Linked DNA regions of Homo sapiens: all the other regions are linked to region 1. A link is an interaction called in ENCODE POLR2A ChIA-PET data of the cell type or tissue named here. Cell type or tissue: HepG2. All regions are shown on one strand. Links, peaks and the distances in the headings refer to the core of each region. The heading gives the core; the rest is flanking DNA.

What was found. ChIA-PET counts read pairs that join two places held together with the same protein. Peaks named below come from ENCODE experiments on the same cell type or tissue, not always from the same donor. Only the 100,000 strongest peaks of a DNase experiment are listed, where the experiment ranks them.
Region 2: POLR2A ChIA-PET joins it to region 1 with 6 read pairs; 3 of 35 experiments call an interaction of 5 or more read pairs at or near these places.
Region 3: POLR2A ChIA-PET joins it to region 1 with 5 read pairs; 1 of 35 experiments calls an interaction of 5 or more read pairs at or near these places.

The regions. Positions count from the first base shown.
Region 1 is chr1:3,335,346-3,345,037 of GRCh38, forward strand. All of the region lies in intron 3 of PRDM16 (PR/SET domain 16), which reads left to right. Among named protein-coding and RNA genes, the nearest start is that of ARHGEF16, 110 kb to the right of the region's middle. RefSeq lists an enhancer at 3,605-4,420. In HepG2, for the core only: no CTCF peak of the experiment used is centred there; a DNase peak (open chromatin) is centred at 5,346.
Region 2 is chr1:3,214,124-3,223,815 of GRCh38, forward strand. All of the region lies in intron 2 of PRDM16 (PR/SET domain 16), which reads left to right. Among named protein-coding and RNA genes, the nearest start is that of MIR4251, 91 kb to the left of the region's middle. RefSeq lists enhancers at 3,143-3,911, 4,733-5,276, 5,277-5,819, 7,448-7,990, 7,991-8,533. In HepG2, for the core only: no CTCF peak of the experiment used is centred there; a DNase peak (open chromatin) is centred at 5,378; H3K4me3 peaks cover 1,120 bases.
Region 3 is chr1:3,469,002-3,478,693 of GRCh38, forward strand. ARHGEF16 (Rho guanine nucleotide exchange factor 16) reads left to right here. Exons shown (of 15, transcript NM_014448.4): 6 at 432-592; 7 at 4,077-4,229; 8 at 4,392-4,521; 9 at 5,707-5,781; 10 at 6,969-7,061; 11 at 8,874-9,025; 12 at 9,423-9,611. Among named protein-coding and RNA genes, the nearest start is that of ARHGEF16, 19 kb to the left of the region's middle. RefSeq lists an enhancer at 2,566-3,191. In HepG2, for the core only: a CTCF peak has its summit at 2,978 (motif pointing left); a DNase peak (open chromatin) is centred at 2,610.

The sequences.
Region 1 (9,692 bases), core at 2,272-7,271:
GGGCCGGCCTGGAAATAGCAGGACATGGAAGCCCTTGGAGGATGGGGAACAGTTCCTCCCCTCAGGGCGTCCGTAGAGAACACGTCCTTAGCCCGGTCGCGTTAGCACGTCGCATGTCCGAAAGCGTGCTCAACAGGATTCTAAAGGGAGCAGAGTTTATTTCTTTTAACTTTTGACTGGCCAATCCAAACAAACAAACAAGGCTTCAAACAGAGCATTGGAGGATATCTGAAATCTAACCTTTGGCTGAGGTTAAAACACACACACACACACACACACACACACACACACACACACCCTTGGACATAAATCTGCAAATAAACTTTCCAAAGAAAAACACCTACTTCTTTCAAAATCCAGCCTTCTTCCCCGTTCTTTCTGGCATCCTGGTGGAAGGTGCTGGCCTGGCAGGGGCAAGGAGGACTCAGGAGTCCACAGAGCCCAGCTGCCCACACCTCCCCTGGCACCCCAGCCACCTCTGCCCAGGTTCACAGGAGGCCCGGGGGCCAAGTGCCCCATGCTCCTGCACTGAAGTGTGGGAGAGCTCAGACTGGTCTCCATGACCAGCCCAGCCCTGCTCGCTCTCTCTGGTCCTCAGAACCTCCTTACTGTGAACTCCGCTCCCTGAAGTCAGTCGTGGATCTGTCAGGCAGCCCCACAGAGGAGGCTGTGACGTCTCGACAGCCTGCCCAGAGTATCGCTGACGCTGATGTGCAGAACCCCAATCTCCACAGCTGTGCCTGAGAACAGTGAAGATGAAGGGAGAGAGGGTGTGGGGTCTGACTGCTAGGCCCAGCCCCTGCATTCAGGCTTACTGACCTGCCAAGATAGCGGGGGACATGCATATGTATCGGTGTGTGTATCTTATGTGCGCATGTGTGCACGTGCGTATATATGTATGTTGGAGTCTGTGTGTAGGTGTAGGCATGTTTATCTCTGTGTATGAGCACGTGTGTGTCTGTGGCTGTTTGTGTACATGCACATGTGTGTACATGCACATGTGTGTGTGCATGTGGAGGGGTGTGTGTGCATATTTGTAAGCAAATGCATGCACATGTGTGTTGGTGTGTCTGTGCATGTGTGTTTGCATGCACATGTGTGTTGGAGTGAGCCTGTGTGTGTGCACATACATACACATGTGTGTTGGTGTGAGACTGAGCGTATTCATGCACTTGTATGTTGGTGTGAATCTGTGTGTGAGTGCATGCATGCACATGTGTGTTGGTGTGAGTCTGAGTGCATGCATGCACATCTGTGTTGGTGTGAGTCTGTGAGTGCATGCATGCACATGTGTGTTGGAGTGAGTGTGTGTATGTGTGCACATTCACACACATATGTGTTTTTGTGAATCTGTGAGCACATGCATGCACATGTGTGTTGGTGTGAATCTGTGTGTGAATGCCTGCATGCACATGTGTGTTGGTGTGAATCTGTGTGTGAATGCATGCATGCACATGTGTGTTGGAGTGAGTCTGTGTGTGCATGAACATTCACACACATTGTGTTGGTCTGAATATATGTGCATGTGTGAGTGCATGCATCCACATGTGTGTTGGTGTGAGTCTGTGTGTGAATGCTTGTATGCACATGTGTTGGTGTGAGTCTGTGAGCACATGCATGCACATATGTGTTGGTGTGAATCTGTGTGTGCATGCATGCATGCACATGTGTGTTGGAGTGAGTCTGTGTGTGCACATTCATGCACATCTGTTGGTGTGAATCTGTGTGCGTGTGTGAGCGCATGCATCCACATGAGTGTTGGTGTGAGCCTCTGTGTGAATGCATGCATGCACATATGTGTTGGTGTGAATCTGTGTACATCTGTGAGTGCATGCATCCACATGTGTGTTGGTGTGAGTCTCTGTGTGTGAATGCATACACGCACATGTGTGTTGGTGTGAGTCTGTGTGCATGTGTATCTGTGAATCCCACTGTGAATTCTAATTCAGGAGACAGGAGAGAAAGGCCCCACCTGAGAGCTGGCACATTCTTCTCCCCAGTGCTCTGAGCATCCCCACCGCTTCCTCCATCGAAGGCACCCAACTGCTGCTCCTGAGGCTGTGGCCACTCTCTTTTCTGGGAGAACAGGTTTAGCAGGGTTCTTAGGAGGTGCTTGATTTCTAAAGCTGGGATCTTGTGGGTTAGAGTAGGGGCCATGCCAGGTCACCAAGACATCATCAAGGGGACCATCATCAGGGACCTTTGAGCTAGAGGCCCTTGGGGTGGGAGCTGGGGGAGACCCACCAGGTGCAGAGGAAGGCTGCTTGGCCACTGCGGGGCCAGCCCCCAACAGGGGCTGCGGGCACACACCATGCAACCATCTCTGCCCCAGGCTGGCTGGCTTTCCCTTGGTGTGATGCTGTGCGGTTTTCCATTTGGTCTCTCTGGTTGGGGATCCCCAGAGAGCACACGATAGAGTTCCTGGCTGACCGGCATTTCCACCCCTCGCCCTGGTGACCTGGAGCATGACACTGAGCATTGGTGCTGGAACAAAAGATGGAGGGAAAAGAAACAAAAGTCACACGCACAGGCCCACATGCACGGACACACACATGGGCACTTGTGTACACATAGATATGCACACAGACACATGTACACACATATGCCCACACACTGGCACGCACATGTGTGAACATAGTACACAAAAACACATGCACACAAATGAATACACACAGACACATGTGCACACATATAGACATGCACACACATTCACACAGACACGTGTGCATGCACACACGTGTGCACACACATGAACATCTAGCTTCATGAAGCTCTAGCCTCAGCTGTCATTTATTCCATTCTCATCCTTCCAGAGAAACAGGCGCAGCCGAATTCTCTTTGGGAAGTTGCAAGGACCCTCGCAAGGCAGGAGAAGGGGGCATACTGGGCCCCAAGCCTCCCAGATGCCAGGGCTTCCGTGGTCCTGCCAGGGGCTCCTGTGGCCTCAGATGAGAAGCCCCGTGGGGAACAGATGTTCCCTTGCTCCTCTGGGGCCCAATTCGAGGCCCCAGGACATTTGGCCTCTAGGCTTATCACAAACACACTGTCCAGGGAGCAAGTGCTCTGTTTACCCTTCAGTTATCTGAGCAGTGAACCAAGAAGCTAGGGCCAAGGTGCCCTCCTGGCTTCCAACCCGACTTCCTCATTTCAGAGGCTCCTTTCCAAGTGGGGACGGGGTGCCCGGGGAAAGCCGCCTCTTCTGTCTGACTGCCCAGGGTGGCCAGTTGATGAGTATCTCACCAGGGCTTGGCCTCTGGGTGCTCAGCCCCTCCACCTCCGGCCTGATAACCCGGGCTCCACCACTCAGGGTCCCACGCCATGAGGGCTGCTTGGCTGGCTGGGGAAGCTCCTGGAACCCAGGGGCTTGTGGCTACCATGCCCTCCTGGAGCCCCAGAGGCAGCCAGGACAGAAAGTGTCTGAGCACAGGCCAGGCCAGGGTCCTCTCTGGGCAGGACACACTGTGGACACACATGCCACCGTCCTGTTTTCTTTGGAGCTGACTGCAGCAGGCCGAGCCCATGAGGACAGGCCAGCAGAGAAAGGGCTGTCTGATGGCAGTGGACCATTTCTGCCCTTTTCTGTGCGGCTGTGCTGAGCTCCCCAGAGCCCAGCAAGCAGGAAGAAGCCCGTTGTGACAGTGACAGGCACCCCAGCAGCTGCCATTCAGGCCAAGGAGAGGCAGTTTGGAGCCCTGCTGCTGTCTGGGGAGAGTTGCAGCTTCAAGGCGATCGATGGGGAGCTTCCGTGCACTCCCCTCTCTGGCCTCCCCATGTCCCGCCTTTCCGGGTGCTCAGAGGCATCTCCTGCTCTCTCCTTCTGGAGGGCAGCTTCCTGGCCACCCTCACCTCCAGCTGCTGAAAGCCGAACCACGTTTTGTGGGATACTGCCCCCGAGGGAGACAGCTCACCCACCCACCACAGTACCATCAAAGACAGACGTCCTGCTTGTCTCGGTATCCCTGGCCCTTGCCCAGGGTGAGGCACAGGGTGGGCCTCCGCGCATCCGTGCCCGGAAGCAGGAACAGAGGGATGGGTGGATGAGTGGCAACCATCCTGGGTGGTCAGTAGGACCCTAGAAAGTGCTCAGAGCAGAGCGGAAAGGGCATGACCCCTACCCAGTGAATCCACAGGGGCTTCCTGGAGGAAGTGCTACTTAGGCTGGGATTTCAAGAGCAACAAAGCTTTGTTGCCCACCGAGCGATTCAGGCAGTGAGGTGGGAAGGAGCGTGGGAGGAGGCTGCGGAGCGACCATTGCCTTGGTCTCGCTCACACCTCCCACCTTGCTCGTGAAGGTGACAGTCCTACTGCGGACCCCTGGCTGCATTGTGTGTGTGGTGGGGGGTGTGCAGAGCTCAGTTACCCCATCTGCCTCAGCCTCCCTCAGAACTGTGGGAGACGGGGCTAAACTCCCCCCTCACCTGCCTCACCATTCCCTTCCCCAGCTGCTGGAATCCTCAGAGAGCCCCTGTCACTCAAAGGGAGGAAGAATCCACTCTGGCCAGGGCCGGTGCTAGGGCAGCCCAGCTCAGTCCCATAGGAAGATGCGGTTCTGTGCAGCAGCTGAGGTTGGAAGGGCCACCAGGCAAGTGGGGCTGGGGGGAACAGGTGTGCCATCCCCCGAGCGTGCCTCCTCCTCTCCCTGGGACCCGCGTGAAATTTCTGTCTGATGCTCCGTCAATGGCAGGCGATCTCTGCTGCGTATGGACGGATTCGCTGCCCAGGTTTGCAGGTCCATCCTCTGGAATCTGCTGTCAAGTAGCTTCATGGGTAAAGTGTGACCCTATTTCCTTTGGGTAAAACACAGGTGGGGGCTTCCAGGTCTGGGTCTGCCTCGGGGGATCCTCTGCTGTGGTAGCCGAGTCCTTACCTGGGCCCTTTGCACACTGTACCCCCTAAATCCCCAAGCAGACCCCACGAGCCCACCCTCCAAGCCACCATTGCCCCTCGGAGGGAGGTACAGGTGGTGGCCTCTCCCTCCCTTCACCCCGTTCCTGAAACAATTTGGGGACAGATGGCACCAGTGTGAGGCAGGAGCGTTTACCTGATCCCCATCTCAGAGGTGCTGCAAAACGCCATAAATACCAAACACCCGCTCCCGGAGAGCCAGCGCCATGGATCAGTGCATCTGGGGATGTCTGGAACATTCCGAGGGAAAATAAAACAATTATTTTTGACAACTTGCATCAATACCATCTACGTTTTTCCCCCTGCACAGGGCTCCCTCCCCCACTCTGAGTCTGTCCCTTCTACGCGTGTCTGTGTCTTCAGGAAATAGAGCCGGGACACTCAATAAGCCAATTGTTAGCTCCATCGATCTTATTTGGGGGCCTGAAAATTCAGCAGCCAGCACAGTGTTAAATTATTAACTAAATGTTTCCACTCACTGGGGACGTGTTTTGTAAAGGCCATCTAGATGAACAACGGCCTCTTTATGAAATTAACAGCCAAAATGGTGTCAGGGTGTGGGGCAGAAGTCATGGGGTGGCTGAAGGCAGAAGGCCCTGTGCACCTCCAGACTGGAGGACAGAGGTGAAGCTGGCATTGGGGGCCGTGCTGCAGCAGGACAGAGCTGGCTGGAGTCCTCCCTGGAGGAAGGGGAGCATGGCCCCCGTGAGCTGACCCCAGCGCACCTTCCCTCGGGCTGTGTGGCAGCTGAAGGCTCCAGGCTAGGGAGGGGGATGTGTCCAACCCCGCACGCTCCTTGGCCAAGTTGCTGCCCCCTGAGCCCTCGTTTCTCCCCCTCTGAGCCCTCGTTTCTCCCCCTCTGAGCCCTCGTTTCTCCTGGGCTATGATGGGTGAGCCATCCAGGCCACAGAGGATGTAGCAGAGCTGAGCAAGCTCCAGAGTGCAAAGCTCTCGAGAAGTGACTGTCGCCTGGTGGGTGTGGCAGATGGCGGCTGTCTTACCCCAGCCAGGTTTCCATCCCCGTTGGCAAGGGTAGGTCTCAGAGGGAGTGACCAGGGCTCACCTGTCCTCCTTCAGAGGCTGCAGGCCCTGGGCCTTGTGGTTGCAGCTGCTGCCTTAGAGAGCTTCCCATCCAGAGGGGAAGCAAGGGGGGCAACCTGGCGACTTTGCCCCATGCTTCCTAAGCAGCTCCTGAATGGAAGAATCGGGGTGGTCTGGCAGATGGAGATCAGTGTCCGGCCAGCCTGGCTAGCGAGACCCGCCGTGAAGCACAGACAAAGAGGAAGAAACCAGGATGTCAGAACACACACACACACGCGTGCGCACACACACAGAGGGTCCCTAACTTACGATCGCTCAACTTAGGAATGTTTGGCTTTACGACGGTGGAGAAGTGATCATAATAATTCAATAGAAAACATACGTCGGGTTTTGAGTTTTGATATTTTCCCAGCTATCAATTTGTGGCCCAACACCCTCTTGCTGTGTGGGGCAACAGCAGCAGCTGCCGCTCCCAGGCCAGCCACACAGTCATGAGGGTGAACCGCCCGCGCTCTGCAGCGCACTGTGTGGCCAGACGGTGTTGCCTGACTGTAAGATTTCCGAGGACATCTGAGGCAGGTGAGTCCGGGCTGTCTTCTTCGGGTAGGTTAGGTGTATTAAATTCATTTGGCTCACAATATTTTCAATTTATGATGAGCTTCTTGGGAGGTAACCCCATCTCAAGTTGAAAAGCACCTGTCCTTTTTAAATGTAAGGATGGGAAAGACCATGATTGAGGTTGCAGGTTGCTGGTGATCTTCCCAGCCCAGCCGTGCTCAGCCTGGATGAGGCAGCTAGGGAAACCCAGGGTGCACGATGGCCTCTGAGAGGGGAGCCTCGTGCCGGCGTGGCTCACCTGTGCCACCAACACCCTCCCCACCGAACCCCAGAAGTAACCTTGGAACCCACAGTTCCATACCAGGTCCTTGGGAGAATGAATGAACATATTCCTAAGACAATACTCTCCCAACTCCCAAAACACTTCAAGTTATTTGTGGAAAGTTCCAGGGGAGGAAAATTAACAACTCAAACCTGAGAAGCCCTCTGGGCAGGTGGGAGCAACCAAGCCACCCACTACTTCAGTGGCCCCTTCTGCCACGTCACCTCTCTGCCTGCAGGCAAGGCAGCTTGCTAAAATAAGTGTCCACAGTTAGCAGTGGCTAGAATAGGAAGTGACAGAGGTGAGTCTCAAACCAGGCAGTCTGGCCTCAGAGCCCCCATGCCTGTATGATGTGTGATATATACGGTAGCCTATACGTACCATGAGGGCACACTTGGATGACTTTGACACACGTAGCCACCACTAGAATCAACAGAAGGCTTTTCCATCACTCCTGGTCTCTTCCAGTCAATATCCCCCAAGGGCAAATGGCCAGCCGCTGTTCTGATGTCTATCACCTTGGATTCATTTTACCTGTCTTTGAACTCCGCATAAAGACATCCACGCATAAGGCACTGTTTTGTAGCCAGTTTCTTTTGTTCGACATGAGGATGTCTGAGGGCTATCTATGCCACTGCACTTGTCAGCTGCGTGTTCTTTTATTCTGTATGGCAGTAGCATGCATGGTATGAATAGATCCCAGGTTGTCTATCCACTGTCCTAGGCATGGGCGTTTTGGGTTGTATCAGATGTGGGCTATTACAGATAAAGTTTCTACAAGTATTCATGTGCAAGCATTGTGTGGACTTAAGTTTTCAACTCATTTCATTTTGATATAAATTGTCCAGGAGTAAAATTGTTCACTAGTAGGATACATGAATGTCTACATTTATGAGACAAATTGCTTTCCAAAAAGTTGTACTATTTTGCATTTCCACCAGCGGCAATGTGTGAGTGTTCCAGCTGCTCCGGTCCTCACCGACACTTAGTGTAGTCAGTCTTTTACATTATAACCGTTTGAGTGAGTGTGAAAGAATATCTCATTGTGGATCTAGTATGCATTTCCCAGATGAATTGTGATATTTTCACTGGGTATAAGTGCTTTTGTGAAGTGTTCGTTCAAGCCTTTTGTCCATTTTTAAATTGGATTGTTTGTCTTTTTATCAATTGATTTTTAGATCTTTATGTATCCTAGATACAAGTCCTTAGTCGTTTATATGTATTACAAATATTTTTCCCCAATGAGTGGCCTGGCTTTTTATTTTCTTAGCTGAGTCTTTTGATTGGTGAATGCTTTAAATCTCTTCCTTTGGGTTTAGTGCTTTGTTCAGACTTTTTTTTTTTAATTTTTGCTTTACTTCCTAGCTCTTCTCTCCTCCTGGGACTCCAGTTACATATGTATCAGATATTGTCCCACATATCGCTCAGGCTCTTTTCCTTTGGTTTCAGCTTTTGGTTTTTGTTTTGTTTTGTTTTTTTTGAGATGGAGTCTCGCTCTGTCACCCAGCCTGGAGTGCAGTGGTGCAATCTCAGCTCACTACAAGCTCCGCCTCCCGGGTTCTCCGCCTCCGCCATTCTCCTGCCTCAGCCTCCCAAGTAGCTGGGACTACAGGCATCCACCACCATGCCGGGCTAATTTTTTTGTATTTTTAGTAGAGACAGGCTTTCACCATGTTAGCCAGGATGGTCTCAATCTCCTGACCTTGTGATCCACCCACCTCGGCCTCCCAAAGTGCTGGGATTACAGGTGTGAGCCACCGCTCCCAGCCTGGTTTCAGTATATTTTTTCTATTATTTAGATTGGATAATTTTATGGATCTGTTTTCAAGTTCACTCACCCTTTCTTCTGTCATCTCCAACTTGCTGTTAAAAGCCCATCCTTGGGCTGGGTGTGGTGGCTCATGCTGGTGATCCCAGTGCTCTGGGAGGCTGAGCTGGGAGGATCACTTGTGGCCAGGAGTTCTAGACCAGCCTGGACAACATAACAAGACTCCCTCTCTACAAAAACATTAAACAATTAGTCGGTTGCGATGGTGCACCGTCATAGTCCTAGCTACTTGCAAGGCTAAGATGGGAAGATGGTTTGAGCCCAGGATCACGTCACTGCCCTCCAGCCTGGATAACAGAGCAAGATCCCATCTAAAAAAAAAACTAAGCCTATCTAGGGACTTGTTATTTCATGCAGTATACTTTTCTGTTTTGGAATTTTCTTTTGGTTTTTAATTATAATTGGCATTTCCCTGTTGGCATTTCCCCTCTGTTAGTTCATTGTGATTACCTTTGCCTTTAAGTCTTTGGACATATTTATAAGGTATTTTTAAATCTGCTGATTCTAACATCTGGCTCATATCAGAGTTGGTTTGGATTGGCTGTGGTTTTTTCTAGGCTATGGGTGACAATTTCCTGTTTCTGTGCACATTTAGTAATTTTTTATTGTATTGGATGTTGTAGATGACATTGTAGAAACTCTGGATTCTGTTGTATTCCTCTGAAAAGTTTTGGTTTTGGTTCTAGAGAGAGTTTCAATCACTAGGTGCTCACCCTGAGTTTGCAGAAGTGTGGCTCTACACTTTATTAGGTTGGGTCTTCTTCTGTTTTATCTTTAGGATTAGTCTTTGTTCTTAAGGCTCAGCCCTTCTGGGACTTTAGTGGAAAGCCAAAGGTGATCATCAAGCTCTTCTAAGTTGATGGGACTCAAATTCCAAAGCCCTGCTGTGGTAAGCAGCAAGTGAAATCTCTGTGTAGCTCTTGTTTTCTGTGGGGCCCTTTGCAACCTCCCTCATGCATGAGCAATTCAGGGGTTTGAGGGGTGTATATGCACACAGGAGGATCATGTCTCTGTGGCTCCTTCCTTTCCATGGTTTCT
Region 2 (9,692 bases), core at 2,316-7,315, 120 kb before region 1:
AAAAGTTTACCAGAAAAGAGGAGAAAGTAGTTAATGGAGAAAATGGTTTTCCTTTTCAGACAGGCGTCTTTTCCTTCCATTCTCCTATTGGACACAAACCAGAAACTTCTAGATCTGAGGAGGGTCTGACACGCTGGGCAACTTCCAACCCTAACACTCTGTTTCTATGCAAAAATAATGCCTTTCTCAGTTCAAATGCTGCTAGGCGACCCAGGGCGATGGCGGCTTTTAAGAGCTGATGTCCACCCAATAGCACCGTCAGACTCGCAGGCCTCAGAACTCCAAGCCCTTGGTCAGGTGCGGTGGCTCACATCTGTCATCCCAGCACTTTGGGAGGCCAAGACGGGCAGATCACCTGAGGTTGGGAGTTCAAGACCAGCCTGGCCAATGTGGCAAAACCCTGTCTCTACTAAAAACACAAAAACTAGCTGGGTGTGGTTGTGCACACCTGTAATCCCAACTACTTGGGAGGCTGAGGCAGGAGAAATGCTTGAGCTCAGGAGGCAGAGGTTGCAGTGAGCCGAGATACATTACCACAATAGCATCTCGCAGGGGCAAGAATGGCTTCAGCTAAGTTAGTATCATCCTCAGAGACAGATTCTTCTTATTCTGAATAGTGTGTTGGGCCCCTGTTGGGTGCCTGGCCCTGTGCTAACATGTTCCACATCAGACGAGATACCAACACATGGGGAGATGGTTACAATGAGCTTGATCTTGACCGTTGGGGAGCTGTGGCCCCAGGATGCTTCTGTGGTGAATACAGACCTTTTGGCTGGGCAGGGCCTGAGACCCTGGTGTGATACCCTGGGCATCGTCCCCCAAACCTTCCTTTCAGGGCCACCGATCTTAGAGGTCAATGCCGCAGACCTGACAGTGGGGACCTGTGTGTGGGGATTGTGTGGTCAGCTGATCAAGGTATTTTTTCAGCCAATGGGACCGTATCCAAACATCATCAAAGACACCATCCCATCTGCTTCCCCATCGCTGCTGTTGGTCCTGATGTCAGTGTTGGGCTCCTGGATAGCCTGGGTTGAGGATTCTATCAGAACCAAAAGGACATCCCCAAGAAGTCCACTCCTACTGCTAAGGAATCTGTCATTCAATAAACAGGATCAGATGGCACAGAACAGAGCGGAACCCGACCTCTGTGTGGATGATCCACAGGTGCCACTGGGACCATGTCAGGAAGAAACAGCCATGTCGTGGAAGTGCAGCCAGGCCCTGGGGACAGGCAAGGCCCACGGGGTCCAGGAGAACAGGGCCTCCAGGAGGGTCATGGGTCCCGGGGACAGGCAAGGCCTATTGGGGTCCAGGAGAACAGAGCCTCCAGGAGGGTCATGGGTGGAGGCGGGAGAGAGTGGTTTGTGTGGGGTGGAAAAGAGTGGTGCAGGAAGGAAGGTGGGGGCCCTGCCTATAGAGCCAGCAACCTGGCTGCAGCCCCACCCTCCCTCCACCGAGCGGACCAACCCAGAACCCCACAGGGGCCCTGTCCTCCGGGGACCTGTCGAGTCAGTGCTCCTCTGCACGGTGGCTCCAGGCCACCCCTCCCTTGGCCCTTTCCCACTGGGCGTGGAGGGACGGCCGTGGCCTTCCCCTGCCAGCCCCTGCCCTCCTCCTCGGGTGCCCCCACGTCCTCTGGTTTCCCCTCAGCTCTCACAAATTCTGCCCGTGTCCGCACCCTCATTAATCAATGTCAAGGCGCGGCGTCGGCAACAAGGGGCGCATTCTTCCCCGGCTCCTCAGCCTCATACATCCCATTGTTCCCGGGGCCGATTCAGATGGCAAGAAAACAGCCTATGCAGCACATAAAAGAGATGAGGCAAAAATGAAAAGAATCAAGGGAGAAAAAAGAGGAGGCATTTTTCCCCCTGAAACACTCGAATAAATACTCGGCAATGATAATTTAAATTATTCATACATTTATGAAAACATCCATTGAAAACCCAAGTGTATGATGCTCTTTGTCTCTGTCTCTGTCTCTTGTTTGGGATTAATCTTTACTGTAATTCGGGCTGGCCGTGGCCCCCTGACAAAGGCCACACTCTCTTTCCATGGGAAAAATGTTTCCACATATCCCAGCAAGGAGCTGGGGAGAGATTTGTGCTGACGAGGCAGTGTCCAGGCCCCCGAGATGCTGAACCAGCCATGTTCAAGAAGCGTCCAACCCGCAGAAAGTACAGTGGGTTGTCACAGTGCTGTCACTCCAGTGACATCCATGCCACGGGGCTGGGAAGCCAGAGGGGCCTCCACAGAGAGGAGACCCACAGAGCATGCATGCTCCTGCAGGCCCCTGAGCCCACCAGGGAAGGAGAATCCAAGAGCCTTCCCCAATATGGCCTGCGTGGGGAGACACACCCAGACACATCCCCACCCAGGTCTGGTGGGTTGGTGGGTTTCAGATGCCCCCGGTGGCTGTCCCCCGCCGAACCAGGCCTAGTTGTCACATCACAGCTGGGCACACTCAATGACCTGCCATAGAAGGCTGAGGTGGGCATCCTAGCAGGCTGGAGCTGGGCATCCCAGAGTCTCCCCAAACCTGGGGCAGGAGTCAGGAGCCACACTGTCCGGAGGCTGTGGTTGGCCTCACGAAATCAGAGAGTCTAGGCCCATGCCTGAGACTGGAGATGCTGAAACCATTCTTGATATTGCAGAGGGCGGGGCTGTGGCTGTGGCCATCAGCATGGAACTGGAGGGGACAGGTTCCTGTAGCCAGTCATCCGTGACTGCCATAGAGTTCAGGTGCCCACTGTCCGCACCTCTGTCTTCCTCAGCCTCCCAGGCTCCTGGTCCCTCCCTGGGCCACCACTGTCTCTGACAGCCTGAAGCCACCCACTGGGATTGCGGCAGTTCCTCTGTGAATTAACTCGTAGCCTAGCACTGTTCCATGTCCAAATGTTGCAGGGCAGCAGGGGAAACGGCACCCTCTGTGTGGATAGAAGCACGCTTTCTGTGTGGTGTTTTCCTCCAGGGCTCCGTGACCAAAGCTCATTCCCAAACAGGATAAAAAGCCCCGGGTGGCCTTCTCCTCACACACCTTTCACCGTGAAACGGGCATTCGCCCGTGTGTGAGTTGATCGGCAGTGATTTCTCTTCCCTGGAAGTGACCCAGAATCCATTCCTGGGCGGCTGGCGTCCAGCTCCTTAGCCTGGGTTAGCGCTGGGGATGGGGCGGCCACAGCAGTGGGCGCACGGCAGCTTGCAGGCTGTCAGTTCAGAAGACGCTGCAGCAGCTGCTGGGCTGCCCCCCAGCTCTTCTCGGCTTATTTGGTCTGGAATGGGAGCAGGGATCTCATGGGAACAGCCCTCCTGGTTGGATTTATGGCTTCTCTGGTTTGGGCCAGGTCAGAACTCAAGAGGAAAACCGCTCCTTTCTGCTCCTTATTCCAGATGAAAGTGGATCTCAAGAGTGCCTGGGAGCATAAACTGGCCTCTGTCGAGCTTGGCAGCCATGCTGAGTGCGCTGGCCTAAGTCTACGGCGAGGGTGAGGGGTTCTCCCAGCCACTGTGGCTGAGTGCACGCTGTCCAGAAGCAGCGTTTTCACTCACGGCCCTGCTCTTCCTGGGGCCAGGTCCCCGTGCCGTGCATCCCGGTAGATCTTTTTTTTCAACACGGGAGAGCTCTTGAGAAACTCAGCCCAGTTTTCCTTGAGGCCCTGCGAGTTTCATTTTGGGCTGGCTGGGACGCGCGCTCTTCCCCCTAGAAGTATTCGGGATGCCGCCTGCATGCTACCTCGCTCACTCCCAACTCTGCTCCCCACACGAGGTTTTGGGGTGCCCCCTTGGACTGCTGCCACCGGCCTCTTCCCCCTCTTGCCGGCCCTCCCTCCTCTGTCACCGATGTTGGGGTCTGGGAAGGTAGCCAAATGCAGGAGGACACCGGAGCAATAAATCACCCCTCATCCAACATCTGCAGGCCCTGGGGCGAGCCCCTCGCTGCCGCCCCCATCCCATCCCTCGCCACAAAACACTATTGTCGTGGCCAAGTGAAGAAGAGTCGCCTGCACTTACAAAGGGCCTCTGCAGCCTGGCGTGACGGCCAGAGGAGGTGCCTGGCTCTCGGCAGGGAGCCGCAGGGCTCTTTCTTCCTCTCTGGTTCGTACTTCTCCTCTCTCATGGGGGTCCCCCAAAGCCTTTCATTCCGGCTTCATATTCACATAAAGACATCAAGAAAAAACCCAGCAGAAAGAATTATTAGGCATGGCTGTCAAATGCTTTATCGGAGAAGGGGGGAGGGCAGTAACCCGTTAGGTGCTGGCCAGCAGCCCCAGCTTCCCCAGGTATCCCCAGGGGGCAGCCGGGGCCACCTCGGTGTGCGGGAACAGGCCATGACACACTTGGGCACACCCACCCACTCCAAGGCACACATACGCACACGTGCACACAGATGTGCCCGCCCGCACAGGTGGGCATCGGTGGGGCCTGTCTCTTCACCAAGTTTTGAATGGCTACACCTGATCTCAAGGCCCTTCCTTAGAAAGGGATGTTCTCTGCCTTCCTTCTGGCTCTTTCTTTCTTTGTTCCAATTAGCAGAAGATGCTTCCTCCCCTTATCCACACTGGCAGGTGCCTCTGCCACCTTCTACCCACGAGCTGGGGTCTTTTCTACTCTTGGCAGCGAGGGGTGGCTGAAATCAGATGTGCCCTGGAGGCCAGGCCTCAGGACGCTCCTCCCCCAGGTGCACGCTCAGCGGACAAGGTGGACAACCCGAACCACGCTTGCTCAGAAATCCCGTAACCCAGCTGGCATTTTTGGAGACGTGTTCTCCCTCTTCCCTGCAAAGAGCTTTCTCACAGCTCACCCTAGACAGTTTTGCCACCTGCCAATCCCAATGGCTTTCCGAAAGTTCACAGCCTGGGGCCCAGCTCTCCCAAAGGAGGGGTCCTCGCGTCCAGTGCCGGGCTGAGCGGAGAGCTGCAGGGGAGAGGCGTGTTCTGCACACTGCCGCGAGGAGGGCCTTTAGGATTTGTGGTGAGGGGCACCCCAGGGTGGGCAGTACCTCAGGATGCATTTTCAACACAGCCTCACGGTGCACAGAAACCGAAAACCGCATGCCGACAAACGGCTCCCTCGGCAAACATTTTTATTTCCAATTAGCAAAAGAAAAATTGCTAATTTGCTGCAGTTGGACCAGGCTGACGTCTCAATCTGCGGAGTGTCAGCGCAGTGAAAGAAAATGTTTCACACTGTGTCGGCGAGAGCAAGCAGCTCTAAAGAGGGTCAGGGCAGCGGGCCCAGAAACCAGATTGACTGGCCACAGCGCTAAATTACTCACACAAGACACACATTGTCTGCCGTGCCAGCTCCCGGAGGACCTGCCTTCTCATTCTTTCCCCTTGGAGCTGGGGCGGGGGAAGGGGTCCAGCGTGGGAGGAGAGCGCAGGGGGCTGGCAGGCCCTCGGTAGGGCAGTATCATCTTTGGGAACAGAGAGAGTCAGAAGCCGGGTTAATAATTACCCAGGTCTGTCTGCAGTGTTCGGGAACAGGACGATAAAATTCTCCCAGATCCCCGCCACAGCTCTGCACTCGGGAGATTCTGTGCAGATAATGTCCCGCAGGAGTGAGGGCTGAACATGGCAGGAGCAAGGGCTGAACATGGCAGGAGCGGCCATCTCTCTCGCCCTGCATTTCAAGGCTCTGTAACCGCCCGCCTGCCCTGCTTCACCGACTTCGGGAGAAACCCCCATACCTCACGGGCGCTGTCTCCCCACCTCTGGCAAGCCGGAGGAGGATATCTCAGCAAAGCCAGCTCCCCCACAGGCATGAGGTCCCCCGGATCCACGGAGCTAGCACAGGCCATGGACCCAGACCGGCGGAGTCTCCCTGGGGAGATGGCGAGGCTGCGGTGCTGGCCACAGATGTTTGGCGCTGAGGTAATAATGAGCCTCTCCTGAAAACCATTGACCACGTAACCTCAGACAGTAAAAGCCCCCGAGTGGGCTCTCAGAGGATCTAAATGGGTTTGCCTGCATCTCCAGACATAGCCCTCATTTTGAAGAGACATTCATTCCGTGCCCACACGCGCCGGGAGGAATGCATCTTGTCCTCGCCGTGCCCACGCCGTCACTCCGTCTGCGGCACCTTCCTCCACACATCTCTGTGGCCCCACAGCACGCCCAGCCTCCCAGCCGATGCACACAAAACCTGTCCCCAACACCGTGGGGCCACGTCACAGGCATCATAGCAGCCGGCCAGGGCAGCCCCAGGACCTGTGGTCTGTCCTGGCTCAGACTCACGCCCAGGGCCAATCCAGGAGCTACCTGCAGCCCTCCCCGCGTCTGCCACCTTCCACAGCTCTGTGGGCCTGGGACCTGGTCACGCAGGACCAGCACAGGTTGGGGCAACATTGGGTCGGCAGGGCTGAGAAAGCCAAGACCTGCTTGCAGGTGCAGGGGCCACAGGAGCAGCCGGCCCACCTGGCCTCGAGTCTTGCCGTACCCCCAGGCTGCTGTGGTTCTCCTTGGCCTGAAATGCAACGGAAGGCTGACTTTGGGGATGGTCTAGAGGGGCCCTTTCTTGAAAGGACACCATTTGGTCTCTCTCCCCATTCTCTGGCAGTTCCTGGGTGTCACTGGGAGAAGCTCCCTGGATGACAGGTGTGCAGGGGCCTGGCAAACAGGAACCCAAACAGGGAGGCAGCCCAGGGTGCAGGGCTCGTGCATCTGCTCGCCTCCTCCAAGGGTGCTGCTACAGTCTGCATGGGGAAGCTCCTCGCCTTGGTCTCTTTGAGATAAGCTGCCCAGGGAGGAAAGGGCCAACCTAGCCCAGCCTTGGGAGAAAGTGCACCACAGTGGCAGAGCCAGCCTCTTCCAGCCCTTTGACACATGGTGATTTCAGAATCCATCCCATCAGGCCACTTGATGCTCAGACTCAAGAGAGGGAGACCCTGTCTGGGAGCAGGAGTCATGTTTACAACCCAGGGTGGTCAGTGAGGTGGAGAGGGGGGACGGGTTGCCAGTGGCTGGGCCTTGGAATTTCAGCTGGCCATGCCGACACTGGCTTAGGGCCTTGGGACGTGTGCAACCTCACCGTGTGCAACTCAGCCTCAGCATTCGGTCTCTGGCAAAGATGGGCAGTGCCCCACAGCCTCTGCCTCACTCCGCTCTTCAGGGAAACAGTCTCTAGACTAAGAGAGCAGAAGACTGGACTCTGGGCCTCCCGGTTCCAGCGCTCAGTTGCCTGCTGTGTGGCCTTAAAGTCATGAGCCTCTCTGAGCCTCCGGTTCAGCGTAACAGAGACAATCAAACCGGATCATGTACGTGGGACTTTTTTCCAGAAGATGCAAAAGCTGCTTGGATTTGCTGTGTTTGCACAAATGACAGGCGCTTGCAGCTGGCCTCACTGGGGAGACTCTTTGTCCGGCCTGCACCGACTCTCTAAGCACTGCATGTTCTTTAGTCAAAATAAAGCATTGCTGGTCGGGCCAGCAGTCACAGAGAAGTCTGGCTTCCAATGAACGTCATGCACTGCGCTTGCTTGGAGAGCAGAGGCAGGGGCAGCCTCTTGCATTTCCCCCTTCTCCCCTCAATGCCTGCCCGGCCCTGAAATGTCCACCCTGGGCATGTGGGACACACATGGATGCCCCCATGTACACGCATGCACACACATACACATGCACAGACGCACATGTGTGCAAACAGTGACATGCATGCGTGTCTAGGCACATGTACACACAAACACAGGTCGTGCATGCAAAACACATGTGCACACAGATGTCCACACACATATACAATTTCCTCATGGAGAATTCACTCCCATCCTGAGGCCCAGAACCTTGGAGCCATCCTCAGAGTTTGCTGGGTATGGAGAAATCTGTGCAGGAAAAGCCACAAATTTAGATGGGGATACAGTAAACTTCATGAAGTAGTCTCGCGTCTTATCTGCTCCCTAGACCCTGGAGGGCGTCCACTGCTCCCCAGCAGAGGTCTGCAGGCCCCGTGCTGGCAGGAAGTGAGGTGAGGGAGGCCCAAGGGGAAGGAGGGGCTGTTGCAGGTGCGTTTGCAGGGCCAGCCTCCGCCACAGGTGCCGTGACCTTGAGCTCAGGTCCCACCCCCTGACAAAGCAAATAACCAGCCAGAGGGCTGCCCACGTGGGTTCCCTCCCACCCACCCAGCCCAGCCTCCCCCAGTGAGGAGCTGGTGACGACAGATGTAATTCCCCTGGGAGGGAGCGGTGCCCCAGCTGCTGGCCCTGAGATGTATTTTCCAGCGTTCTGAGCTGGAAGAACAAGCTGAGGCTCCAGCAGGCCTGGGTGCTGGGACTTCCTCTTTTTTGCTGAGGAAGGTCTCTCTCCCTCCCTCCGCCATGAGGAGTGGGGGCTCGCAGCCTGTTGCCAACTACCCCGCCTTTCTTCCCTCCAGGAAGCCTCTCCTTCGGCCTGTGGTCGGCTTCAGGAGGTGGAACCTGCGGGGCCCCTGCCAACCAATGGTGCTGGTGCTGGGTGTGTTTCATGGCCCTGCCCAGCAGGCCTCATGCACCAGCTACCATGCAGGGGAGGGCCTGCTCCCCATCCCAGGGCACTTAGGCCCAGCCCACACCCCAACGTGAGACTCTGGGGCGGACTGGGCATGGGTGCTCTGCAGGGCCCCTGACTGTCTCCAGCGTGCAGTGGGGCGAGGACCAGCATCCCCATTCCCAGCACTGCAGTGGATGCAGGCTTGGTTCTGGATCTTTCCCCACATCCATCTGTGATTCCTGGGCTTGTGGTTTCCAAAGCTGAAGCCTGATGTGAGGGCACTTTGCATCCAAAGGGGCCTGGAGAAAGTGTGCAGTTTGCCCTCAAGGCCGGGGTGGAGTTTGGTGGGTGGGTTGGGGAGCAAGACCAGGTTGAGGGGCATTTGGATCGGTCAAGACATCCCCAGCTCCAGAGACTCCCAGACATGAGCGTGCGTGGGGTAGCATCTGCAGATGGAAGCTCCTGTTCATAGAGGTATCCTTGGAGCAGCCAAGGTGGCCCTGCCTCCGCCGTGGCCAAAATCAAGGCTTTTTTTTTTTTTTTTTTTTTTTTTGAGACAGAGTCTTGCTCTGTTGCCAGGCTGGAGTGCAGTGGTGCGATCTTGGCTCACTGCAACCTCCGAAAATCAAGGCTTCTTTCTGGAGTCTGGGAATTAGCAAATGAACACACCCTGGGCCAGTTTTAACTAGGGCGCGGCTCATCGCAGTGTTGATTACGGAGTTGCTATCGATTTTCGTGGGGAGCAAACGTTTCTGGAGTTTACGATGCCTGTTATCGTTTGGCTGCTAGAAGCGCTGCTGATGAGCCGAAGTTCATCTTTTGTCTGGAATGTTCCTGGGCTCAGGCATCTTCCCCAGCTCAGGAGTGTCACGCCTCACACAGGTGCTGACCCCACGCTCACCCCCGGCATGCAGGCATTTTTCTCTTAATCGTGGCAAGAGGGAGAAAGACTGGCCATCCAAGTACGTGATGGTGAATCTAGAATAACATTGCTTGGATTTTCTTTTTCTTGAGCTCAAACTAAACTCATCCAAAGCCTGCTTTACCTCTCAGGGCTGCAGGGGAATGCACCATCAATTTGAGTGTTGGGTCTGCATACTCATGTCAGCCCTAGGAACTAACTTCTCAGTCAATCACAGACCAGGTGCAAGAGGTCACGCGATACCAGGGCTGGGGATCAGCCCCCGGAATGGAGGGGGTCGGCGGAACAGGCAGCGAGAACCGGGAATAACCAGAGTGG
Region 3 (9,692 bases), core at 216-5,215, 130 kb after region 1:
CAGCAGCCACGGTGGCACCACCCAGCCATCCCTCTGCGGCCACCTCCAGTGCCAGGCCCTGTCACGCTGACCAGCGCCTCACACAGCCCCGGGCTGTGCTTCCACCTGCGCCAGGCCCTGACGGAGCCCCTTCACGTCACCGGGTGAATCCTCGGAGTCCAGGGGCTGCCATCACCCCCTTCTCTGACAAGGACGGGGGTCGTTGCCCAGCTTCAGCCGGCTCATAAGGCACCCAGCCAGGGGCATCCAGGGACGTCGGGCTGGCATCTCCAAGCTGGCCATTCTGACAGCCCCATCCAGGGGTGTGTCTGGGGTTCCTGTCCCCACCTGCCCCTGCCACCCGGGTCACGTCCTCCTGTTCCAAGCATTGGTCACCGAGGCACGCCCGTGTCCAGCGTCACTGTGGGGCTCACCTAGGCCCCTCTCCACAGGCCATGTTCGAGATCCTCACGTCGGAGTTCTCCTACCAGCACAGCCTGAGCATCCTGGTGGAGGAGTTCCTGCAGTCCAAGGAGCTGCGGGCGACCGTGACCCAGATGGAGCACCACCACCTCTTCTCCAACATCCTGGATGTCCTGGGTGCCAGTCAGAGGTGAGGCCACGCCACAGCCTTCCACACAGGGTCCTCTGCCAGGAAGGTGCCTCCCCCCGTGGGCACCGCACTGTCATCAGCAGGCCCCTGGGAGCCTGCGCTGCACCTTGATGTGGATGGTTTAGAGCAGCTGCTGGCTCCCGCGGAGTGTGATGACCTCTGAGGGTCCTTGAGGCCACCAAGAGCTGGCCCCAGGGCCGGGCTAAGCACTGGGGCTGTGGCATCCTGGTCGTTCTTAAGACGTGGAGCACTTCCCAGGGGTACAACCCTGCCCCACTGCCAAGCACCACCCCACCAGGACGTCCAGGCACAGAGGGCTGCATGATCCAGGCAGTGGTGGCCACAAGCTGCTCACCTGTAGGCAGGAAGCCTCGAGTTGCAGCTCTGGGTCATGTTCCACCCAAAGGTGTCTGGTGGCTGGACCTGAGCTCTGGTTGCAGGGCCTGGAGGTAGAGAGGCTGGACATGCAGCTGCAGCCATGCACGGGGGTATGTGCGTGGGGTGGGGTGGGGTGTGTGTGCGTGGGTGTGTGTGTGGGGTGGGGTGTCTGTGCATGGCTGTGTGTGCATGGTCAGTGGTGTGTGTGAGTGGGCTGGCCCCGAGGCCTGGAGGGTGGCTCGGGAGCATCCAGCACCCTGGTGTGTATGCATGGGTGTGTGGGGGCAGGGGTGTGTATGCATGGGCAAGGGTGTGTATGCATGGGCAGGGGTGTCTGCACGGGTGTGTCTGCACGGGTGTGTGTGGACAGGGTTGTGTGTGCGTGGGCAGGTATGTGTGTGTGTAGGTGTGCATGGGTTTGTGTGCCTGGGCAGCAGTGTGTGTGCATGGGTGTGGGGCAGGGGTGTGTATGCATGGTTGTGTGTGCGCGGGTGTGTGCATGGATGTGTGTGCATGGACGGGTGTGTGCACAGGCAGGGATGTGTGTGCGTGGGCAGGGGTGTGTATGCGTGGTCAGGGTTATGTGTGAGTGGGTAGGGGTGTGTGTGAGTGGCTGTGTTTTCGGTCAGGTGTGTGTGAGTGGGTGTGTGTGCGTGGGCAGGGATGTCTGTGTATCTGCGTGGTCAGGGATGTATGTGAGTAGGTGTGTGTGCGTGGGCAAGGGTGTCTGTGCATGGCTGTGTGTGCGTGGTCAGGGGTGTGTGTGAGTGGGCTGGCCCCAAGGCCCGGAGGGTGGCTCGGGAGCATCCGGCACCCTGGTGTGTATGCATGGGTGTATGTGCATGGATGTGTGTGTGGGCAGGGGTGTGTGTGCGTGGACAGGTGTGTGTGCGTGGGCAGGGGTGTATGTGCGTGGGTGTGTGTGCCTGGCCAGGGGTATGTGTGTGGGCAGGGGTGTGTGTGCATGGGCAGGGGTGTGCGTGGGTGTGTGTGCCTGGCCAGGGGTGTGTGTGCGTGGGCAGGGGTGTGCGTGGGTGTGTGTACCTGGCCAGGGGTGTGTGTGCGTGGGCAGGGATGTGTGTGTGCATGGACAGGTATGTGTGCATGGGCAGGGGTGTGTGTGCGTGGGTGTGTGTGCCTGGGCAGGGGTGTGTGTGCGTGGGTGTGTGTGCCTGGGCAGGGGTATGTGTGGTCTCGACCCTGTGCTGCTCCCTATATGCAGGAGGACCCCGGAGCATCGAGTCTCCTGAGCCTCAGCCTCAATGCTAACCTGAGGGGCGGTGCCTCTGGTCCCCTCGTGGGCTTGGGTGGCGCTGGGAGATGATTAGGGGCCTGTAGTGCCTGGCACAGGGCTGCCCCAACAGTGGTGGTTGCTGGCGCATTCTTATATCAGCCCCGCCCCTGGCGAGTCCCACCCATCTGCTGCCTGTGGGGTGCCCTTGCGGAACTTTGGGGCCCTGAGGGTGGGCAGGGAGCCGCCTTGTCCCTGGAGACAGGGGCTTCCTGTAGAGCTCCAGGGACCAGCTATGGGAAACTCCCAACCTCTGACTCAGCATGGGATGGGGCTGGGGGAGGGGGAGGGGTCTGGGATAGCGGCTGCCCCTCCCCCAGCTCTGCCCCCAGCCAGGCAGGCTTTGTGTTCTCTGAGCTCTGTGTCCTCCGGTCCCCTCTGCCTCAGGCAGCTGCATGTTTGCCTCTGACCTCCTCAGGGCTTTAGATTGCTGCCCTGGGGCGGGAAGCTCCGGCCTCCTCCCCCAGCTGGGCCCCCGACAGCTCCTGGCATTCACAGTGAACTGTCTGGGGAATCATCGCTATTTGGGGTAAGCGGCTGGTGGGCGGCTCTCCCAGACCTTTCTCAGAACCTGCAGTCACCCATATGAGCTGCTGACCGGCCTGGCCGGCCTGGGCACGTACGCATGTCGTGGCCCTGCTCATCCAGCAACCGAGGCCTCCCATGACCTGCTGGGTCCTCGTCCACGGGGACTGCAGCTCCATCTGCTGGGGATTCTCAAGGGCAAGCAGCTGTCAGGACACTCTCCCTGCAGGAAGCGTGGCTCCTGCGTGGGTGGCAGGCCCAGTCGGGCCCCGTGAGCAGAGGAGGAGGGACTCCCGCCCACCTCCACGCTGGGTAAGGGAGTCCTCCGAAGGACAGAGCTCTTGGGCTGGGAGGACCTCCTGTGGCGGCGGCCTGGAGACACGGATGTGGTCTCGGGTTGGGTGCTCTGAGGGTCTGCAGGATGGACGAGGCTCCAGCCACCGCCTCACACAGCAGGTGACCATCGTGGGTCCAGCCAAGCCCAGCCTTGGTGGCCGTGGCCGCCCATGGGGGCAGAATCCTGGCAGCCCTGGCCTAGCTCTGACCAAGTGTTAACTCCCTTCATCCTGATCACCCTGGACCAAGGCCTGGGTCATGGGGAGGTGAGGGGCTGGTAGCCCCTTCCAGGGAGTCTGCCAAGAGCCCACAGCTGGCCCCCCCCCGGCCTTGACTGTTCCCTCAGAACGGGGTGGGGGACCTAGTGAAAGTAAACAGTTCATGAACCCAGCTGGGAGCTTGACCAGCAGAGCTGCCTCGGATTTGGGACTCATCCTTGGAAGGGGTGGCCCCAGGCATCGCCCCTCTTTGCTCTTGTGCCTGTCCCCTGAGTCTCCGTCCTTGAGTTTCTTCCCAGGGGCAAGCTGGTGCGGCAGCGGGGGCCCGGGCCTGTGTGGAGGCCCAGTCGTTTTAGCTGGAAGGAGCTTGAAGGGCGAAGGGCACCAACTGGACAGGGCACCAGGACAGGAGGTCCAAATGGGCCCGCCTTTGGGGACAGTCCCTGGGGCTGCCCCTGGACAACAGAGGGACGGCACCAGTGCGTGGGATCGTGGCAGGGGGCTCTGTAAGGAGCCCCAGGCCTCTGACCACTTCCCACCCGCCCTCCCTGCTGTCCAGCATCCCAGGTCCGGGTCCCGCCCCAAGTGCTTGCTGTGTGCTGCCTCTGGGAGCTGAGCTCAGCTCCTGCCACGTCCATGTATGTGTGAGTGTGCATGCAGATGCATGTCTGTGTGTGCACACGTGGGGCCCGACCACCAGGCCCGTGGCACCCTCCTCACCCCTCCTTGCCTTCAGGTTCTTCGAGGACCTGGAGCAGCGGCACAAGGCCCAGGTGCTGGTCGAGGACATCAGTGACATCCTGGAGGAGCACGCTGAGAAGCACTTCCACCCCTACATCGCCTACTGCTCCAACGAGGTCTACCAACAGCGCACGCTGCAGAAGCTGATGTGAGTGGGCGGCCCCGAGGCCCGCAGGGTGGCTCAGGAGCATCCTGCACCCTGGTCTCCCAAAGCACATTCCTGCTCCCAGCCCAGCTTCTGCAGGTCCTGCCTGATTTTGGTACAGGCTGGCCATGCAGAGCCTGGAAGGACAGCCTTGTCCTCTTGCAGAAGCAGCAACGCCGCCTTCCGAGAGGCCCTGAGAGAGATTGAGAGGCGGCCGGCGTGCGGGGGCCTGCCCATGCTCTCCTTCCTGATCCTCCCCATGCAGCGGGTGACCCGGCTGCCCCTCCTGATGGATGTAAGTCCACGGCCTGAGGGTGGGGCCGGGCATACCATCCTGGGGTCCCACGGCCAGAGCCCTGCCCCGGATGGAGCATTACGTGCTTGTGACCTTCTCCTCCAGGCTTGGCCTATGATATTGTAATAGTTACGATCCTAAGATGGCTTTATTAACCAGGATAACTTTGTGGTCGCCGCCACCCACAGAGCTCACTGTGCCGGGAACTGTTCCAGCCCTTGGCGGATTTGTGTTCACTTACTCAATGGTTCATGAGGTTCAGGCACACTGACGAGTTGGAACTGGCATCACCCAGAGCCCTGCTGAGCCTCCTCCCAGCCCCCACCCCACCAGTCCTCCTAGACGTGGTAGCCCTGTCCCTGGCACCTACTCTCCCTGTTCTGTGGACGCAGAGAGGGGCTCAGAGAGGCTCACCAGCATGGGCTGTGTGTGTGGGATGCCAGCCCACAGGGCAGAGGGTATATGAGGGTGAAAGGTGTACACACACACGCACACATGTATATACAGTGTACACGCACTCAGGCACGTATGTGCCCATGTGCACACAATGCATATGTATGGATGCACGCCAGTACACACATGCATGCACACTTGCACACACTGCATTGCACCGATGCATGCACATGTGCACACAATGCACACGTTTGCATACATGCACACACAGGCACTGCACACACATGCACCCGGTGCACACACATACACGTGGATGCACACACATGCATGCACATGGTGCACAGGCATATTCACACATGTGCATGCTGCCCATACACACAGCCCCGCACATGGCAGGACTGAGCTAAGCTTCCTGAGGCTACACATGGCAGGGTTGCCCAAGCCAAACAGAACCTCAAACTCCTGGGGGCCCCAGGGATGTGCAGAAATGGGGCTGCCAGGGGGCCTCCACTGACGATTCCCCAAGTTGGATGGAGATGGCCGAGGATGGGAAGGGAAGGGTTCCAGGCAGGGGTGCTAGCTCCTGTTCCCACTCAACCTGGCCTGACCTGGCAGAGCTCCAGGTGGTGCAGAGGCCGTTCAGGGGCTGTACGTGCTGTGGGGCCCTGCAGGAGCCCCCTGGGGGCAGCTGTTGACCACCCTGCAGCCCCACACGGGGTCTGGCGTTGGTGGGAGCCTCCACACCTGGGATGCCAGAGGGGACTTTCTGTCCCATGTCTGTTGTCCATCCAGACGCTCTGCCTCAAGACCCAGGGCCACTCCGAAAGGTACAAGGCTGCCAGCCGTGCACTGAAGGCCATCAGCAAGGTAAGATGGGGCCTGGCCCCAGCCCTACCCGAGTCCTGTACCCCGACCCTGTCCCCACCCAACCCCACCCTACCCGATGGCATAGGGCTGGCTTCCCCTACCTTCCAGGGCAGCGAGTGTTCTCAGATTATCCATCCCAAGCCTTTCACAGCGCTGACAGGGAAACTGAGGCCCAGAGGTTCCCAGATTATCCATCCCAAGCCTTTCACAGCGCTGACAGGGAAACTGAGGCCCAGAGGTTCCCAGATTATCCATCCCAAGCCTTTCACAGCGCTGACAGGGAAACTGAGGCCCAGAGGTTCCCAGATTATCCATCCCAGGCCTTTCACGGCGCTGACAGGGAAACTGAGGCCCAGAGGTTCCCAGATTATCCATCCCAGGCCTTTCACGGCGCTGACAGGGAAACTGAGGCCCAGAGGTTCCCAGATTATCCATCCCAGGCCTTTCACGGCGCTGACAGGGAAACTGAGGCCCAGAGGTTCCCAGATTATCCATCCCAGGCCTTTCACGGCGCTGACAGGGAAACTGAGGCCCAGAGGTTCCCAGATTATCCATCCCAGGCCTTTCACGGCGCTGACAGGGAAACTGAGGCCCAGAGGTTCCCAGATTATCCATCCCAGGCCTTTCACAGCGCTGACAGGGAAACTGAGGCCCAGAGGTTCCCAGATTATCCATCCCAGGCCTTTCACAGCGCTGACAGGGAAACTGAGGCCCAGAGGTTCCCAGATTATCCATCCCAGGCCTTTCACAGCGCTGACAGGGAAACTGAGGCCCAGAGGTTCCCAGATTATCCATCCCAGGCCTTTCACAGCGCTGACAGGGAAACTGAGGCCCAGAGGTTCCCAGATTATCCATCCCAGGCCTTTCACAGCGCTGACAGGGAAACTGAGGCCCAGAGGTTCCCAGATTATCCATCCCAGGCCTTTCACAGCGCTGACAGGGAAACTGAGGCCCAGAGGTTCCCAGATTATCCATCCCAAGCCTTTCACAGTGCTGACAGGGAAACTGAGGCCTAGAGCCAGTGGAGCTCTCACACAGTTGATGAGCCCGTGGCACGGCTGGTCCAGGGCAGGCACTGTGGGCAGCCAGAGGCTGGCTGGGCAGGTGTCCTGGGCACACTGTGGGCCGTGTGGGCTGTGCCAGGGCCCTGTAGCACCAGCCTCTCACACGGGAACCATGCCCTGCAGCTGGTGAGGCAGTGCAACGAGGGGGCCCACAGGATGGAGCGCATGGAGCAGATGTACACGCTGCACACACAGCTGGACTTCAGCAAGGTCAAGGTAGGTGGCCCCGGACATCAGGGCCACTCGGACCACTTCCCACTCAGCCCTCCCTGCTGGCCTGCGTGTGAGGTCACACCCCTGAGCCTGAGGGCTGGAGAGTGGGTGCCTGCCCTCATGAGGCCTGGGGGCTGGGCCTCCTAGGGCTGGTGGCTCTGGTCTCTCCAGGCCTCAGTCTCCCGATCTGGGAGCGCCCCTTGTGGACCCCTCCCCTAATCCCACTGGGTGGGCCTCTGTGGCCCTTGCCCCATCCCCAGGACTGCACCGGCAAAGGGTAGACCCTAGGCCCTGAGTGACCAAGCCCAGGGGGCAACAGGAGTGGCCCTGTCAGTGCACTTGCCTGGGGCCAGCGCTCCTTGCTGGCCCCTCAGGGGCTGGGCAGGGCCTGAGGACAGAGCGGAGGGGACAGGGTGATTTCAGGGCCAGCCCAGATTCCATGTTTCCCAGTGAGGCTTGGATTCTGGGTAGGGTGAAATATTTCCAGCCCAGGCCCGGGCAGCCCTAGTCCCTGCCACAAACGGGCAGGGCTCATACCTCTCCCTCCAGAGCCCCCCACCCACGATCCCACACACTGGCCGCATCCTCTGTTGTCCTGGGACAGCCCAGGGCCCCTCCCCTAAGGCGGGCCCAGGTGGGTCTCCTGTCCTGGTGCCCCATCCAGGGGGTGTCCTTCAGGGTGGAGCAAGAAGTGGGTGACAGGCCACCAGCCACCCTCACTCAGGGCCACGGACAACCAAGTAAGGGTGCGGGGTCCCAGCTGGGGGAGGGGGCTCCCGGGGTGGGTCAGGGCGGGCTGCCTGGGGCAGGCGTCAGGGCGGTGACTTCGCGCCGCTGTCGCTGAGCCCACACCCGTGCAGCCCTCACGCTTGTCTCCCTGATCCTCTCGAGTCTGGGGTGTAACGCCTGCCCCTGCCAGAGCAAGGACCCCCTCCCAGGCCTGGTCCACCCCTGAGTGGGGCTCTCACCCCCACATGGTCTTGAAGTTGGTCTTGGAAACGGGTGTGGGGGTGGGGAGAACAGGCCCATCCAGGAGGGAGGGTGGTGGCAGAGGCCGGGAGCGGGAGGTGCCGGGGGCTCTGAGTCTGTAGTGGGCACAGGTGGGGAAGCCGGGGCCCACAGGGAGCAGGTGAGGAGGTGTCAACAGTCGCTGAGGAGCGGGAGCTGGTGGGCAGGCTCCTCATTCCCACTCTGCCCTCCCCCCCACCCTGTACTGCCACCCCCTACTGCGACACCCATCCCCGTCACCCCCACACTACCCACCCCATCACCCCCACACTGCCCACCCTCTGGCCTTTGCCATCCTTCTGCCCCCCACTGACTCCAGCAACTCAGCACCAGGCAGCAGGGAGGATGTTCTGTGGCTCAGGAGCCAGGAAAGGCCCCAGACGTGGAGCGTGGCCATCACGGGTGGGCCTGCCCCTGCCAACCCTCCCTCGGGGCTGAGCAGGTCCTTGTGCCTAGGAGGCCCAGCGTCTGCGTAATTGCCACGGAGGGGTGAGGTGTGTGTGGAGGCTTCCCCAGCACTGGCCTTCGAGTCCTGGCTTGGGTGAAATGTTCAGTGGTCACCCAGCCCTGGGCTATCGGGCAGGGTCTGGTCCGGCCTGGCGCACCTCGATTTGAGGCCCGGACACATTGTGCCCCTTTCCTCTGTCCAGCCCCGACTGAGGGCAGCCAGCTGGTCACCCAGTCCAGAGGCAGGAGTCAGTCCCACCTGGTGCTATGCGTCCTTGACCCCCTGGGGACCTGCTCACCCCGGCTCTGTCCCCCCCAGTCCCTCGCACTGATCTCCGCCTCCCGGCTCTGTCCCCCCAGTCCCTCCCACTGATCTCTGCCTCCCGGTGGCTGCTGAAGCGCGGAGAGCTGTTCTTAGTGGAAGAAACCGGACTTTTTCGAAAAATTGCCAGCCGGCCAACGTGCTACCTTTTCCTGTTCAACGATGTCCTGGTTGTGACCAAGAAGAAGAGGTGGCCTTAGGGCAGGAGGGTGTGGGGAGCCCCACTCCATGGACACTGGACCGCTGGCCCTGGGGCAGGAGGGTACAGGGAGTTGGCCCTGAGCCCCTCTGACCTCAGAGCCGAGGCGCGGCTTCCACTCGGCACATGCTCTACGTGACACTCGGGGGCAGGTGGCGCTCGCTGTGCAGCCTCTGACCTCCTCTGCAGACCTGGGTCTGCCGGTGATAGCCACGAGGAGGACTCGAAAGCCATGGCCTCTGTTCTGTGGGACGCGGGAACTCTTGGAGCCCGTCCGTGGCTGCCTCCCCACCACTGCAGGGGAGCCGGGTGGGACCTGGACGGGAGCCCAGCAGCACTGGGTAGGAGCTGGGTGGGACCGTCCCACCGACTGCCCGTGTCTCCACAGCGAGGAGAGCTACATGGTCCAGGACTACGCCCAGATGAACCACATCCAGGTGGAGAAGATAGAGCCGTCTGAGCTCCCTCTGCCCGGGGGCGGCAACCGTAGCTCCTCCGTGCCCCACCCCTTCCAGGTGACCCTGCTTCGCAACAGCGAGGGCCGCCAGGAGCAGCTCCTGCTCTCCTCGGACTCCGCGTAAGTGGGCTCCCGGGAGGGCTGTTCCCAGGCCACAGGCACATTAGCTCCATGGGGACCGGGTTGTCCCCCTGCCTTGCT